Regions from separate parts of the Mus musculus genome. Here region 1 is linked to region 2. A link is a loop called in an ENCODE intact Hi-C map of the cell type or tissue named here. Cell type or tissue: left cerebral cortex. All regions are shown on one strand.

The links. A loop is a pair of places that touch in the nucleus more often than their neighbours do. Peaks named below come from ENCODE experiments on the same cell type or tissue, not always from the same donor. Only the 100,000 strongest peaks of a DNase experiment are listed, where the experiment ranks them.
Region 1: a loop joins it to region 2, with 3 times the contacts of the local background. A loop is called at or near these places in 7 of 42 quality-filtered maps.

Annotation. Positions count from the first base shown.
Region 1 is chr1:37,362,760-37,370,759 of GRCm38, reverse strand. It overlaps Inpp4a (inositol polyphosphate-4-phosphatase, type I), which reads right to left. Exons shown (of 26, transcript NM_030266.4): 5 at 6,532-6,650; 6 at 4,481-4,597; 7 at 4,142-4,221; 8 at 3,779-3,890; 9 at 2,913-3,003; 10 at 2,336-2,483; 11 at 1,272-1,402. Among named protein-coding and RNA genes, the nearest start is that of 4930439A04Rik, 33 kb to the right of the region's middle. In left cerebral cortex, no CTCF peak of the experiment used is centred here; DNase peaks (open chromatin) are centred at 1,791, 2,427, 2,844 and 3,346; H3K27ac peaks cover 2,398 bases.
Region 2 is chr1:37,296,721-37,304,720 of GRCm38, reverse strand. It overlaps Inpp4a (inositol polyphosphate-4-phosphatase, type I), which reads right to left and starts at 4,883. Exons shown (of 26, transcript NM_030266.4): 1 at 4,603-4,883. In left cerebral cortex, no CTCF peak of the experiment used is centred here; DNase peaks (open chromatin) are centred at 3,804, 4,128, 4,489, 4,904 and 1 more place; H3K4me3 peaks cover 2,500 bases; H3K27ac peaks cover 1,153 bases.

The DNA of each region.
Region 1 (8,000 bases), 66 kb before region 2:
CTTGCTAAGTTTATGAACAAGTTCCTATATTGTCTGTGAAAATCACAGATTTCCCTCAAACTGACAAATCAGTATATAGAAGGAAAGAAACCAAAGGTAAAGACTACTCTGAAAAAAAGGAGTGGGGCTGGAGACATGGCTCAGTGGTTACAAACACTAGTTGATCTGCCAGAGGTCCTAAATTCAATTCCTAGCATCTAAGTGGTGACTCAGAACCAGCTATAATGGAATCTGATGCCCTCTTCTGCTTTGCAGACAGGCAGAAGGACAAGGCATTCATATACATAAATAAAGCAAAAAAGAAAAACAAACAAAAAACAAAATGAAAGGGAAGGAGGAAAGGAAGAAATATATTTATATTATAATCTCAAAAATAAATCTTTCCAAAATAAATAAGCTATAAGAAAAAAAAAAAAAAAAGAAAGAAAGAAAGGTCAAAAAAAAGAAGCCGGGCAGTGGTGGCGCACACCTTTAATCCCAGCACTTGGGAGGCAGAGGCAGGAGGATTTCTGAGTTTGAGGCCAGCCTGGTCTACAGAGTGAGTTTCAGGACAGCCAGGGCTATACAGAGAAACCCTGTCTGGGGGGGGGGGGGGGGGGAGAAAAAGAAAGAGAAAAAAAAGAGTACTTTCAAAGACTAAAACAATTAAACAAACAAACAAAAAAAACCTATCCCATTTGGAATAGAAAGAAAATGGGTTAAAAAGAAATTGCATAGTTTGAAAACCAAATATCATCTTCAAGAAGGGCATTCTCCTAGCATGCACTAAGCCCTGGGCTTTACACCCCCACCCCTCACAGACTCCAGCCTGGGAAAAAGGAAAAAGAAGAAAGAAAAAAGAAAGTTGAGGTGTCTAAACCTCACTTTCTCTTGAGTTTAAAATAGCAAACTGCACTCTGACAACTTACACCTTCCTTTAAAATGGCATTGAATATTAAAACTAGGAAACTGCTTTGCTTCAGGCAAACAGTCCATATCTGTTGGTTTTCAGTGGTGTGAGGAGAAGAACCCACGCGGCCAAGGTAACCTGAAACCGCTTCACTTCGACCTCATTTCACAGGGATTGTTTTAGGAGATAACACCAGAATTCACTGATTTATCATTTCAATTAAGATCTGAAAACCCCAGAGTTGAAAGAATTCACACCTACATGAGAATCTATTTTTAAAATCCCACTCAAGATAATCAGAAAGTCTGAGCATCCCAAGCCTTCAGTGCCTGGTTAAGAGTGTGGGAGATGCAGGAACCTGGGAAGACAGGGCCACACCCACCTTTGTACTGATGGAGGTCAGTCAGATTCTCCTGGTAGGTGAGGATGATAGTCTGATACTGGGTGACAATCTGGCGCCGGAGGCTCTCCCAGCAAGGGGACAGCTCCCCCAACTCTTCCAACTCACATACCCTGCAAGCAAAACACACACACATCAGGCCACAGGGCTGGCTCACCTCCCTGCAGTTAGGACCAGGCCAGCAGTGCCACTGCCATCCTCACAGGATGATGGGAGAGATCACTGTGCACGCAGGAAGCACGCAGAGAAACTACAGGAGCCAAGGTAAATGCTCAAGGCCAGCAGCGAATGTGGGGAGGAGAGAAGCAGCTGAGGAGGAGCTCTGCCTGGTGACCTTGAACACTCATTCCAGCACTGGTCTGGTTCTCTGCGGAACGATGCATTACTCCAGAAGAGAAGGACGGGAGATGTGAGAAACCACTCACCTCCCCACCCTCTTCCCAACAACCTCCTTTCCATGTCAAGAACACAGCGACAGTCTCACACTTCTTGGAGAGCCCCATCTCCCATCTGAGCATGCTTGCTGCCTACACTGGGTGTCAGCCCTGCCTGTACAGTTGCTGCCAACACCTTAGCTGGCTCTAAAGCACCTGCCCAATGAAGAAGCTCTTTGAAGCAGTAACACACATGATGTTAATCACTAATGCTGATTTAGAAAAAGCTGTGGAGGTCACAGTCTGAGACAGAGAGGAAATAGTCTCAGCCTTCTTTGGAACTGAGAAATATACCTCGGGATAAAAGATTGGCTCTGTGGGAGGGGAGGACTCTGTAGGGCCATCCTCTGAGCTCTCATCTCTATGGTTCCAAACAGGAGGGATGAGAAGGAAAAGAGAGAGAAAGAAGGGAAGATAGGCTGATGTTAGCCAAGCCTCTGGGGCTTCAAGCTCAGCCCCGTAAATTCTTGCCCGCCAAACTGTAAGTCAGAGGAGCAAACAGGCTTCAGATGGCTGGGGCCATGGGGCCAGCAAGGGAAGAGCCTGGGTCTGCACTCAGCCTGTCGTAGGCACGTGCTCATGAGTGGTAAGTGTCCATCCACTTGGCCTCACCTGGCTGCATCTTCTTCCAGCAGTAGCTTCACAAACTGCCGAGGCACGTGCAGGGAGAGGACGCTCTCTGCCATCTGCTCCAGGATCCGTAGGTGGTTACCATCAGTAGTTGGGAAGCGGTACATGCGGCAGATGGCACCACCAAACACTGAGGTGGGAATGCAAGAAGATAGGCTGTGGGTGAAACGGCTGCAGACCCACTGCACCGCTCCTCCTTGGGCCCTCAGTGACTCTATGGCCCTGTTTTCCCAAGAGAACTAATAAGCAAGCAAACAGCAACAACAAAACTCAAAACCCCAAACCCACATAAAGCAAGCCCCTCCAAGCAGTGCCTGACACTCCTTGCTGTCAGACGATGGTAGTAACTCTGAACAGCAAGGAACATGGTCAGTCACTAAAGTCAATATCTAATAAGAGTGAAATGGAGCCCCTTCCTCAAGGGATTTCTGGCTCTGCATACTGCCGAAAATGCCATATTGATGAAGAACAGCAGATAGGTGCCAATTGGGGCATGAGTGTGCCAATCAAAGTGGGTGGGAGTAAAGGGTGGCCAGTCACATGAAAGGAAGCTGCTTACCTGCTTTCAGTAAGCTGTCTTTTCGCAAAGAAGCATATTTGGATCGGATTCCCAAGGCCTCAGTCAAGCTTTCATCAACGGGCAGAACCATCTGATAAAAATTACAGAAAAGGACAAGAACGGTGTGGAGACTCCATCAAGGCCGCAGACATAAGCCTGTGTATCACACACACTCGCTGGGCTGGTCCACAGTGCACAGCTGACTAGCACACACACTTATGTCCTTCCTCATACTGCCTTTTTTTCATTGAGTGTCTGTCTGTCTTCTGAGTCACTGCACCTTGGGTGTCAGGGTTGTGGTACACAAAATGAAACAGAAGAGCAGCAGCCATCAAGAACATCCTCAGTGCAAGTGCTCTGAGCACACTTTGGCAACTGAGGTCTCATTTTATAATGCTTCTTCAACAGCACTGGCTCTTAAGTTGGAATTCTCGTTTGGTAACTGTCTGGGTGAGAGACTGTGTGGGACATGAGGAGACAGGAGATAGGCAGGGACAGTCCTGACTGGGAGGGAGTGTGAAGGTGACTGGGAAAGTCAGTCACTGGCAGGGTGTGATGGAAGGCATAGGTCTTCATTACCTCTTCGCCCACACCTTCCCGCTCTGCACCACATACATTAGCAAAGATGCTCTGCTCTCAACCCTGTGCTATGGAAGTGGCTGGTGTGGCTCAGGGAGCAGAGACCAGTTCCAGGTCAGCAGAGCAGGAGCCCTTCCGTTCCTCTTGGCGTCATACCCAAGAAAGCCCGGAGAGTCCCATGGAAGGCAACGTCAAGCAGCAGGCCCTGCCCTTCACTGAGACAGATGTGTATGAAGATAATCAATGCTCCTATGCCTCTGACGGAGATGAGAAAGGCTCCCACTCACCCTTCCATTGACAGTGTCCAGAGACCGGGTCACAGGGGGCTGCTGGTCGGACTTCTCCTCCATCTGCCAGCCGATCACAGTTATGTTGCCGACACGGTCACTCTCTGCAGACCTGCAACAAGCATCGCGCCTTGACAAGCACTGCATTGGCTCAGCTGCTTTTCTTAAGGCAAAGCTCAGCCATCCTGAGTCACCAGGGTCCTGGGAGCAGCAAGGAAGGAAGCATCCTGACAGGCCTTCTGGCACACTAAGCGGTCCATCTTACCTCCCCTCGGCAGGCACCACTGCCTCCCCTAGACAGTTGCTGGGAGGACGGAGGGGCAAACCTTTAGACCCTTTCCAAGGAATGAAGGCAACACCAACCTCAGTGTCAGATGCAATCTGTGATGCCTGTCCTGGAGCAGATCTTTGACCACGAATGTTCCAGAGCCCAGTAAGTACATCTGGGGGAGAGAGGGAGATCAGTAGAAGGACGCTTGGCGTCCCTCTGACCCACGTACCACAATCCAGGGAAGTCGGTGGTTCCTATAACCGACCCACCCTCACCTCGTGAACCCATGACAAAGGTCAGAAGAGAATTCCCAGAGACAAGTGTGTCTCCACACAGGTTAATTCATAAGGCAGTGGTGAACTCCATCCTGCTTGGACTGTAACACAACTCTAAATGAAGAGAGACTGTTGCCCGACTGCACGATACTTAACTGTTCCCTGAGATCTGTCTTTGACATCATACACAGACAGCTTGATCTGGGTCATCTGATTGATAAGGGAGTCTTGAAAGAAGGCAATGCTGCTTAGAAAGATAGGGTTGTTGGTTCCCTAGAACAGAAAACAAGAGTTGGATTTTATTTTAAGGACTTGTTTTTAACTGTCCTAACATTTTCAGAATGAGGAAATTAACGTTTTTACTGTCTGTTCAACACAAACACTAATGGCAGCACCAGACAAGAACCAAAGAACTCTGCTCTCCAAAGAGGAAAATCTATCCTGGCAAGATCATCGCCAATCTGACAGGACAAGCAGGCTCCTGCAGAGGCTGTGCAGAGGATTTGCTCCTAGAGGAGGACCTTTCTGAACCTGAAATGAGTTTGCGGTCAACATCCATTGGTGTTCTTGCAGTGCAGTTTCGGTGTGCTATATTTTAGACTGTTCTTTAGGGGTGTTCCTTTCAGGTTCATGCAAAGGCAGAGGAAAGAGGAAATGGACGGGTTCAGTAATTATCTCTAGACTCCTGTGTTTGGAATAATTAAAACTGACCTTTTGAGAGCTGTCCTCTTTTAGGACTGGGTCTAGTTTCTAGATCAAAGGTACCTATTTTCTGGCAGCTCTGCCTCAGAGCTCTACATACTCTTCTCAGCAGCTCTAGGTCTAGTCTCTCAGTACTTGCTGGGCAGCCCCTCCTAGGGGGTCTATGAGCCTTCCCCCATCATCCTTTCTCATGCCTGGGAATCTGTTAAAGCAGGCTAAAGGTCTAGGATTCAGCTTTGGTGCCCCCTTGTTTGTTGAGCAGGCAATGACCAGGAGACCACAAACCCTTCTACAAAGTCTACCTCCAGCCTCTCTCCCCACATACCTGTTCTCCCCACTCACTCCTTCCTTCCATCCACTAAAGTCATCCTGCATCCTTCCCCCAGACACCTGTCAGAGGCAGAAGACCTCCTTGCAGAAGTCCTGCAAAGCTAGCTACTGTGCTGTATCGCAAGCACCTTGCTCAGCCTACAAAATCAGTTTCTTGCACACACTAAGCAGATCTAGTGATTTCTTAAATCCCATGATGTTCTGCTATCACCTGGCACCACATACTACGTTCAGTCCTAGACTAGAAGCACAAGCATTACCTGCAAGACATGCGGAACCAGGCCTCTGCCTGGACCTGAGGTCAAGTCCTGGCTAGGAAGCCTGCTTAAAGGGATATAGCTCCTGTGTCCCCACCCTGCTACCCTAATGGTCCCCAGGCTTTCTTTCCGGTGCATGAAATGATCAGGGGTATTTCAGCCCCCTTATCCTTGGGAAGCTAGAGGGCAAGGGCTGTGTCCTTGTAGGTTTTGTACCAATAATCAACACTGCTTGGCCTGAGGCCTGTGCTCAACAAGTGCTTCTACCATAGGCAACCTCACTTAGAGGGGGCTAGTTTCTAAAATGGAAAAGTTGAATTAAAATTATGTATTAATGAGTTCATGTATAAAGCATAGAAATATAAAAATTAAAATGAAGCTTGATTTGGTAATTATTCATATTACAAATAAAACCCTGTGAAATGCCATGTCAGAAACTCCTATGACCTGTACCATAACTCATATAATGTGCTCAACTATCTAAAAAGATATTGTAAACTTCACTAAGTAAAGCTATGTAAATTATTTTTTAAAAGCACACAATACAGAACATAAAAAATGCAAAAATAAAAGTTAATAAAGAATACAGGCATGCCCCAGCCTAACAGTAAACACCTTCCAAGCACTGGGGAATGAACAGAATTCTCTAATCATAGCAGCAACGGGAGTGACAAGGGAGAGCTATGTCTTATCTCTTAAAAGTCAATCAGCCTATAGGTCCCTCCTTAATCAACAGTCCATCAAAGCAGGCAGGATGTGGCAAATGAAGGGCCATCCCAGAACTGTGACAAAATGGATAAATGAGCTGAAATGGAACCAAAGCCACAGCTACCCAAGAACTGAGTGGCCCTTCTGCTGGGGCCACTGACAACCATGAGCAGGAGGGCTCCCTGACAGAGAGGGACCAGCAGCACCCACCTCGATGATCTCCGTCTGTGCGTGCTTCGTCCAGAACGCCTGCGGAGGGGTGGTGACACTCACAGCCACAAAACTATTTGGTTTTCGATCTAGCGATGGAGTGTGCAGCTCACTGCAAGCTACAAAATCAAGACGGGGTAAAAAGGAACCCTTTTGGAGAGAGTTCTACTTAGCTCATTGCTCTACATAAACCCAAAGGAAAGCTTAAAATAATACTCCCAGAGACACCATGATCACACTGTCAGTAAGACAGGGGATTTTAAAAACCTGTCTTCTCGTTCTTTTCCCTCTCCCACCACCAGTGCTAGGGTAGCCTTCTGATTCAGAGTGACAGCATAGTTACATACAATAAATATAATATAACACAATACAATATAATATGATATATGTAGGCACTTATAGATACACATAAAATAAAAGAAGGGCACTAAACATTACTAAATCTCCAGTTTTTTAAGATAACAAGAGTTCTGAAGTTAGATGGTAGCAACAGCTGTGCAGCTGTGCAAACGTATCTAATGCCATCGGGTACACTCGAGACAGTTAAGGTGGCAGCTACTATACTATCTGTATTTCTGTCATCATCAAGCATATGGGGTCAACTCTAACTCCAAACTGCATCCTCACAGTCACAGGAGGTAAGCTCTATGCAGGGAGCAGGATGAAAGAAAGACAGTGAGATGGACAGAAAGAAATGGGGGAATCCCTGAAAGAATTAGAAAGACAGAAATTAAGGAGGAAGCACAACACACTGCAGGTTAGGGAAGACCAATGCCTTGGTGTGTCCCAAGTAACGTTAATTAAAGTCAATCAATTCCTCATGATCACTGTCCCCTGAAGTACCCCCTCCATAGTCTCAGGCATCTGAACCTCTGTTTCCAGGCTGAGGACACTGTCAGGAGGTTTAGGAAGTGTGGCCTCACTGGAGGAAGTACATCACTAGGGGTGGGCTTGGATGCTTGAGGCCTCTCTCTACTGCTAGCTGCTCTTTCTGCTGTGTGCTTGAGGTCCAAGGTGCGAGCCCTCAGCTTATGCTCCAGCTGAGACTGCTGTTGCTTGCCGCTGTGCCTCCCCACCATCGCAGACTCTTACCCCACTTCTCCTTTAAGCTGCCTTGGACATGGTGTTTTCCACAATCATAGAAAAGTCACGGACACCTTGCCCAAAGCCCAACCACCTTGTTTGGTTCTGATCATACAATGGCTGCATTCATCCTGTTCTGCCAGCTGTTCCTCGCTCTCACACATGCGTGAACATACCATGTTAGAGCCACTGTTCACGCAGCTGTCGCACAGTCCCCTGGCCGCAAAGTCTCAATCCTTTCTAGTGTGACTGTCTGCCTGCTCCCGAGGAGCACCCCGTAGCACTGTTGAGACTGCAAGGCTAGGTAGAGGCTGACGCATCCCTTCAGTTTGTACGGCTTAAAAATATCTCAGTGCACCTGAATGATTGAAGGGTATTTTCTCTAG
Region 2 (8,000 bases):
GGAAAGGACCTACCTGCCCTCCAATACAAGACAGTACAATGAGTTACAGCACACCCCTACTTTGGAATATGAAGCCCTACTCTCAAAAAGGACAAGCTCATCACATCAGTACACAAACAACACTCCACGACACAGCATGAAACTGAAAAAGCAAATCCGAGGAAATGGTACTCTTAGCAATCAGAGGTAATGGGACTACTCTTAGGCTTATTCGAGCTGCAGTTTAAACTTACCACACTTTAACTTGTTTTGAGTCACCAAGAATGGAGCTCAGATTGTCAGGCTCTGAAGCAGGTGACTCTACCTACTGAGCCATCAGGCCAGCTCTAACAAGAGCACTGGTCCACTGAAAAGGTCTCAAGGCAATGACCCAAAGACTGACCATGTAACTTACAGAACTCAGTGGCAGAGGGCCTCCCCGGCATACCTGAAATCGAGGTTGACTTCCCGCACTACAAATATAAGCATGAAATATAAACATAAATAAATGCGATGACATCACCTTCACTAGCACAACTACAGCTGGCATCCTGGAGTCTATAGCCACTCTCCATGAAAGGAATAGAGTTCTGGAAACAGCTGATTCTGAGGCTGGGGCAAGGAAAATGCAAATGGCGTCTCAGAGATTTTGTGCCAGGATGAAAAAGAAGTCCTTAGAGTATGATGGGAACACGTTCCAAAGGCCAACTCCAGGACCTCTGAGTAACAAAGAAATAATGACAGCAACAGATTAAAGTCTAATAAATGAGGCAACATTTCATGGCCATGGATGTAACTCAAAGTTACAAGTGCGTATTGGCCAAAAGAAAAGGTATCCTTTTTAATACAGGTAGAAGGATACAAGAATTAGAAAATCTTTGTCAACTCTAGCATAATCCACATAGAAGGCACCAATAGGCTCTAGCTGAGGCTGGATATAAGGAGTGACACTGCCCTGCATCCCTGAGAGATACATATTAATCACCAAGGGGAAAGTGAAACATCTCAGTGACGCCCACATCATCCTCATCAAGGTATCAAAGCTAACAAGCCTAGCTTCATGTTTAATGAGGTCGTAGGCAGTATCTTCCAGTTGACAAGGCTGCAACTCTGCTGCTCCTGCAACAAGCACCAACCTGAACCCAAGTATCAGGGAACCCAAACTGAGAGGCATTATCTAAAACAATAGTCTTCAAACATGTCAGCGTCAAACATGGCAATTAAACACAAAGGAACGCTAAAAGAGACTGTGCCCATAAAGCACCCAAACAATAAACAAGGTGGGGGGTTTCTTTTAGATAAAGAACGTCATTGGAGCAATCTCTAACATCTAAATAAGACCTGTGCATTAAATAACTGCACCGTGTCATGTTCATTTCCTGGGTTTTAAGTACTGTATGTATAGAATGTTTTGGGTTTCTCTTTTCTTAATTAAATTATTTTATTTACATTCCAAATGTTGCTCCCGCTTCCTGGTCACCCCTCCCTGAGTCCTTCACCCCATTCCCCTTCCCCTTTGCTTCTGAGGTGCTCCCTCACCCACCCACTCACCCATCCCCAGAATGTTTAATTTTTAAGAATTCCACCTCACAAGCCCATGTTCCATGCCCCCACTGACTAGAAAGAGCAAGGAAGCTACTTTTGCAGAGATATCAATGACTGCAGACGCATAGTTGAAAAAAAAAAAAAAAACAGGACAGAGGCTTCTGTGACAACCTCTACTCCACCCCCACCCCACTCCTCAAAAGCAGCAGCCTAAACAGGAAGCCATCAGAAGTCTTAAAAAGTGTGATAAAGATGTTGAAGTTAGCTTTTCACCATTGATGGTTTCTGGCCTGGGTGCGGGAAGGGTCACACTGTTTAAGGGGCAGGCCACTAGGAGTTTGACCATGCTCCATTGAGTATAGAGACAACACAAATCGGACTTGGGTTTGTTGTTGTTTAAAATTTTTTTATTTTTATTTTTTATTTTCTTGGGGGAGGAGGTCACAAGGGTAGGGGCAGACATGGGGAAATAGCATAATCAGGATGCATGATGTGACATTCCCAAAGAACCAAGGAGAAAATATTGAAAAATAATAAATTTAAATAAAATTTAAAAGGAAGAAAATTTATCTAGAAATATTTAGAGGTACAGGGTACTCAGCATCAAGTTATGATTAAGTTATTAAAAAAATAGCAGGGAAGTTGTGGTATACATCTTTAATCCCAGAACTTGGGAGGCAGAGACAGGCGGAGCTCTGAGTTCAAGGCCATTCTGGTTACAGAGTGAGTTCCAGGACAGCCAGGGCTCCACAGAGAAACCCTGTCTCGAAGCCTCATCCCACCCCTACCCCCCATGAGAGCATGACCACTAGAGAAAGGTCACAGAGGCACAGCGAGATGCTAACATTTGGAGAATATGGACCCAGGGCACCAAAAGTAGTTCCTATCAGTTAAGAGAGCGGGGATCAGTCCAGGGGTTTCTGGGGACTGGTTTGTGAGAGCCTTTTCCTTTTTAAGCACAGAGAGACAAGCATAGTGAAGCAGACCTGCAAGGAGTGAATAGTGTCTCCCTAACACATGCTCTGCTCAGAGCCTCTGCCCCAGGACCAGTCTCTTGCTCATCAATCAAGTTCTGCAAAAGAAGCAGGAGATAATCCAGCTTTCTCCACTGTTTACAGAGTCAGCCTCCTGACACCATCAAGTAGTTGATGATGCTGAGAACTTCTCTGGAAATGGAGGCTAAGGAGGAGTTTTTCACTAAAAAGCCAAACTAAGAAAAAAATAGCCTCGATGGAAAGTTTCCCCTCCACTCTGAGGTCTCTCTGAGACGCTAAACCATAGGGTGGTGATGGAAGTTACTGGTCCCCAGCGCTCCCTAGTCCCTTCCTTTGGTGCATTCAGGGGCTGGCTGAGAATTCTCCTGGGTAGGCAGCTGGAAAGAGTGAATAATTCTTTACCACACACTTTCTACTTCTCCAGGGTCAGGTCATTGATACAAAGCTTCTGTGTCATTTCCTTAAGGTGATTTTAGCCAACCAATATTGATTTTAACAGCAATACTACAAAGTATCCAGTTTCCAAAACAATGGAATAAACTATTACAATGTATCTCCTAAACCGAGTCTGCCTGGGGGCCTAAGCAGATTCTGAAAGGAACAGTAGCTAGACCAAGTCAAGTAGCTAAGGAAGGATGACAAATGTTCTCACTGTAGGAACACAGTCCTCTGGTTTCTCTGTATTTACCCAACATCCACTCCGGTAAGCCCAGTCTTTAAAGACGACCATCCTAGTGACTTTGACTCTTCTACATCATGTTGACAAGACACAGGGAACACACCTCCAGGCAACGGTGTTCACATGTAGTGCCACCCAGGAAACAGCATTTCAATCTCCTGATACCACCACAGGTACAGACCAATACACAGACCTCCTCGAATGAAAGAACTGAATTTTCGAAGAGAAACCTTTTGTCAAAGCAGTCCTCAAACAAGGGCCCTAGTCCAGATCCAAAGAAAAATTCCGTCTTCACCCAACAACCAGGCTAAGTAGGACAACCTATAGCTGTTCACTGCCTGACACTGGCAATTAGATTTCAAAACAAACGCAGCTAATGAGGTTCTGTTTACACCTCTTACTGATGAGGGTCTTGAGAACCTGAGTTAGCAAGTGACAAAACCTTCAGGATTCACACCCAGATCAACCAGCTGTGTGATGTCCCAGCCCTGTGATGTCCCCATTGTCCACACAACCCACCCGGGGAACAGGAGTGAACGAAGCAGAATATTACTGCAACACCCCAACTTCCGTACCACCCCACCCCCATCCCCTTGGCCCAGAGGCCCTAACTGGCAGGTGACAAATCACATTCTACTCTTAGGCAATCTCTCAACATCAAACACATTAAGAGGCAAAGATTTACAACGGCCAATACTTACTTCCTTCTTACCCAGAGAGACATTTTCATGAGCTGTCAAATCCAGGCAGGAGGAACCCACCATTATGTAATGTCAGAGGGCAGGAGAGAAGGGGCAAGAGAAACCAAGGCCCATCAACACTCCTTCCCTTCGCCCACAAAGATATATATTTGTGTCTGACATTTTGAGTGTTTCCGTGGCCTACACATTCATGACTGGCTTTGCAAAAGACGACCACGGATCCCTGCAAACCTCTCAGGCCTCAATTAGCTTATTAGGAAAGCCAGAAGAATATAAAATACATAAAGCAAAGGTGAGGGAGATCCTGTCCTGGCCGATGCGCGAACAGAAAATGCTCAAAGAGTTGCGAGGACGTAGAGTCCGTGTCTCCCACCAACATGTATGTTTATTTTTACCCGGTGTGTTGACACCCGAGATACCGCGAGGCCTTCAGCGTCGGATGCCTATGGGATACAGCAGAGATGCAGCCGGCGGGCGCGTTGTATAGCATCGCACGGCTCCCCGAGAAGCCCGCGGCAAGGGGACCGCAAGTCTAGGATCGCGCTCCAAAGACGCGGCCAGCGAACCGCTAGGCTGTACCACTGCCATGACAACCGCGGGCGCCACCGGGCCGGGTTCCCAGTGTCTCCAGCTCCCAGCCGCCCAGCCCACTCCGCTAAGCCCGGCACACCGGACCTGGCACGGCCCAGCTCGGCCCACCTACCTGGCGCGCCCCGGCCCGGACACTTGCTCAGCCTTGGCCTCTGTCCTCCAGGCCGCACACCCCGGCCTCGGCCCCGCTGGTTGCTGTCCGGTCCTGAAGACCGGCCGGGATTTGTTTCCTGGCCGCCTCACTCCGGCCGGTGGCGTCCACCCCAGACCCGAACCCGCCGTCCCCGCGCAGCCCGAATCCTGCCACCGCCTTCTCTCAGAACACAGCGCACAACCCCGCCCCGGTTCCGCCCCCTCACCGCGCATGCGCGCCCCACTCCCCGACCGCCGCCCTGCCCCCTCCCTCCCTGGCTCCGCCCCTAGGAAGCCGCACCTCCCAAAAGGTCACACCCTCTTATGTGACGTCACCCAGGAGTGGGAGTTTTTCCACCTTCACATGCCCTGAGGCTTCTGCCCAGAGAACAAGCGATTCTAGAAAAACGCTGGAGGTCGGAAGTGCAGGTGTAGCTGATCCATCACTCAGTGGGCGTGGCCACCAACAAACTGTAGTCTTTTGAACTTCCTTCCAGACCTAGTCTACCCAAAAGATAACGGACCTTAACACTTCCTCCTCAAAATTCTATTTTTCTATAGGGAAGAAGACCAATCAGGACTTTCGGAGATACATTTTTTTTTATTTTATTACTTATTTATTTCCACTGAGACAGGGGCTCCCTGCCTCTGATCGTTTTTAACTTTATTGTAACGTTAACATTTCTACCTGATGAGGGGAAACTTAAATGGACAAACAAAAACATTTTTCAGGTTTTTTTACACCTCATTTGTCTGGTTTTTTTTTTGCTTGTTCTGTTTCGTTTTGGGTTGTTTTTTTTTTTTTTTGAACAGGGTAATCCAGGTTGGTCACCCACTCACTAGCTGCCCTTCGTGTTATTCATGTTCCTGCCACTGCCTCCTAAAGGCTGAGAGTACAGGTATGCACCACCACACCCACTTTTATCTTCTAAAGAGTAACTTATTACCAAATGCTTATCTTTTATTAATCAGATGAAGGGGAGAAAATATTGATTGAACCTTAACCCTAAGGCCAAAAGCCAAAAAACTCAAACATGCTTAGAAAAATTAAAAATATTGTCCTTATTTCATCTTCTAAAATTCAAGTGACTGATATACCTGATTTTCTTACGGTAAAATTAATAGAAATCCCCCTTTCAATCTCAAAAGCATTCTCCTATGAGATAATAAATTTTATGGTCAGAGTCTTAATTTGCTTTCTCTCTTCCTGGGTTAAACCACTGGCCAAAAACGACTTGGAGAGGAAAAGGCTTATTTGGCTTACAGGCTACAAGTCCATGATCAGGCAGGAACTCAAGACAAAAACCTAGAGGCAGGAATGGAAGCAAAAGCCAGGAGCGAAAGTTACTTGTTGGTGTGCTCTCCATGGCCTGCTTAGCCTGCTATTTAGATAACTCAGGACCACCTGCCTGGGGTGGCACCACCCACATTAGGTCTTGCCCTTCCACATCAACCATTAAGAAAATGCCCCACAGGGTGCCTACATTGCAATTTGATCCAGGTATTTTCTCAACTGAGGTTCCCTCTTTTCAGATGATTCTAGCTTGTGTCCACCTAACAACAACAACAACAAAAAGCTAGCTTGCACAGCTGTGTTATTTATATTCAAGCTAAAGAGGGTTTTCAAATCAATAGCATCCTTCTTTAAATTTATGAGTTTAAAAATAAACATTAATCTCATTTCAACTCATTCAAGACAATTACGAATCTGACCAGAGTTCCAATATTTGTCCCTTGACTCTTGCACATTTGGAGTAATATGAAAAGACCAGTCATGTTTTTTACTATGCTGATGGACACCCCCATTCCACCACAGAATGAAGATTAGCAAGGAAAGGCGGAGCCGAGTTTGTGAACAAATACGGCAATGAGCATTGACTACACATGACAATATACCAGACTTAGCCTTGACACAGTGTACCAGTCTTTCAACATTCTTGACATTTGGACCCCAAACGTTGGCCATGTAAACATCTTAGTGGGAATGGAAATATTCCTAGGAGATGAGAGTGGCCCTCCTTTGAACTGTCAAACTACTGAGATGATGCACTCCAAGAAATCACAATTGTCTTGCAAATAAATCTCTCATGCTGGAATAAAGAAAAGGTTGAGAAATCTGGTGTTGACCAGAAGTGGAACTGTCTCCCAGAAAGAGACCTCACACATTTCTTGAGACTTGTCAGACCACTCTGCTGCAGACTAGACAATGAAGAAGAAGAGGATGAGTGACTTGACTGGGTCTGCTCAGCTATGCAGAACTGCTGCTATCCTTAACTGGAATCCTCATGTTAGGACCTGGGAAAGATGAACTGGACGCCTGAAGCATGCTATATATAGGATATCATTGGATCTTCTTGTCCTTTTCCCCGGTAACGTCACACTGGAGAAATGGTTTTTCACTATTGTTTGTTGAATTGGCCTATTAACATGTGGCTGAGTCTAGCCTACCAGGGTTCCCTGAGCACAGGCTCTGATCCTAATAACTCTCGAAACAGCTTCATTCTTTTCTCCAACATATACAAGGGTGCCAGGTAGGCTTAGCAGGTAATGACTAATGGAACTTACCATCAAGCCTGAGGACTTGAGTTCAACTCCCATGTGCTGGACAGAGAGAACCAATTTCTGCAAATTGTCTTAAGTTCCACCACCTACTCATGAATGCTTTGTGGCACACACGTGTGCACACACACACTCACACGGGTGCATGCATACCTGCAGTACATATGCACAATTAAAAAGAAAACACTACAAATATAAATTCCCAAGGCCCACTTCAGACCCTGAAAATGAGGCAAGCTGTTTGTAACAAGCCCTATGTTGGATAATGAGGAGCATATATATCAATTCAAACCATCTATGTACAATACAAGAATTAAGGGCCAGGCAGCATTAGCATTAGGACTAGAACCATCCTAAATGGGACTTTCTCTTTAGATCATTAAATGTGATGTTCATATGGACGAGTAGTTTTGTCAGAAAATATATGCAGACTCAAGCACTGTGGGTTCTGAAGCACTGAAGAACTGTAAAAAGAAGCACCCATGTTCACCGAAGGGACCAAAGGGATCTATTCCCCATCAATTGGAGTTGTCTGATAACATCCTGGTAGGGCTTGTCTCTAACATGTCTAAGAACTTTATCTTAGAAGATGGAGCTATTTACCTGATCTAAAAACAAACAAACAAACAAACAAACAACCCAGCCACAGATGTTTAACATTGCAGCTGCCTGAGCTGGTTGGAGCTAAACAGAGGCTTACTTAAAAACGTAAGGGGGCGGGGCAAGTTGGAGCGGTGGGAAGGGACAGTGAGGAAACTGGGGGGGGGGGGGGTGTCTGGAGGGTTGATCAAAACACATATGCATGGGTAAAACTCTAAA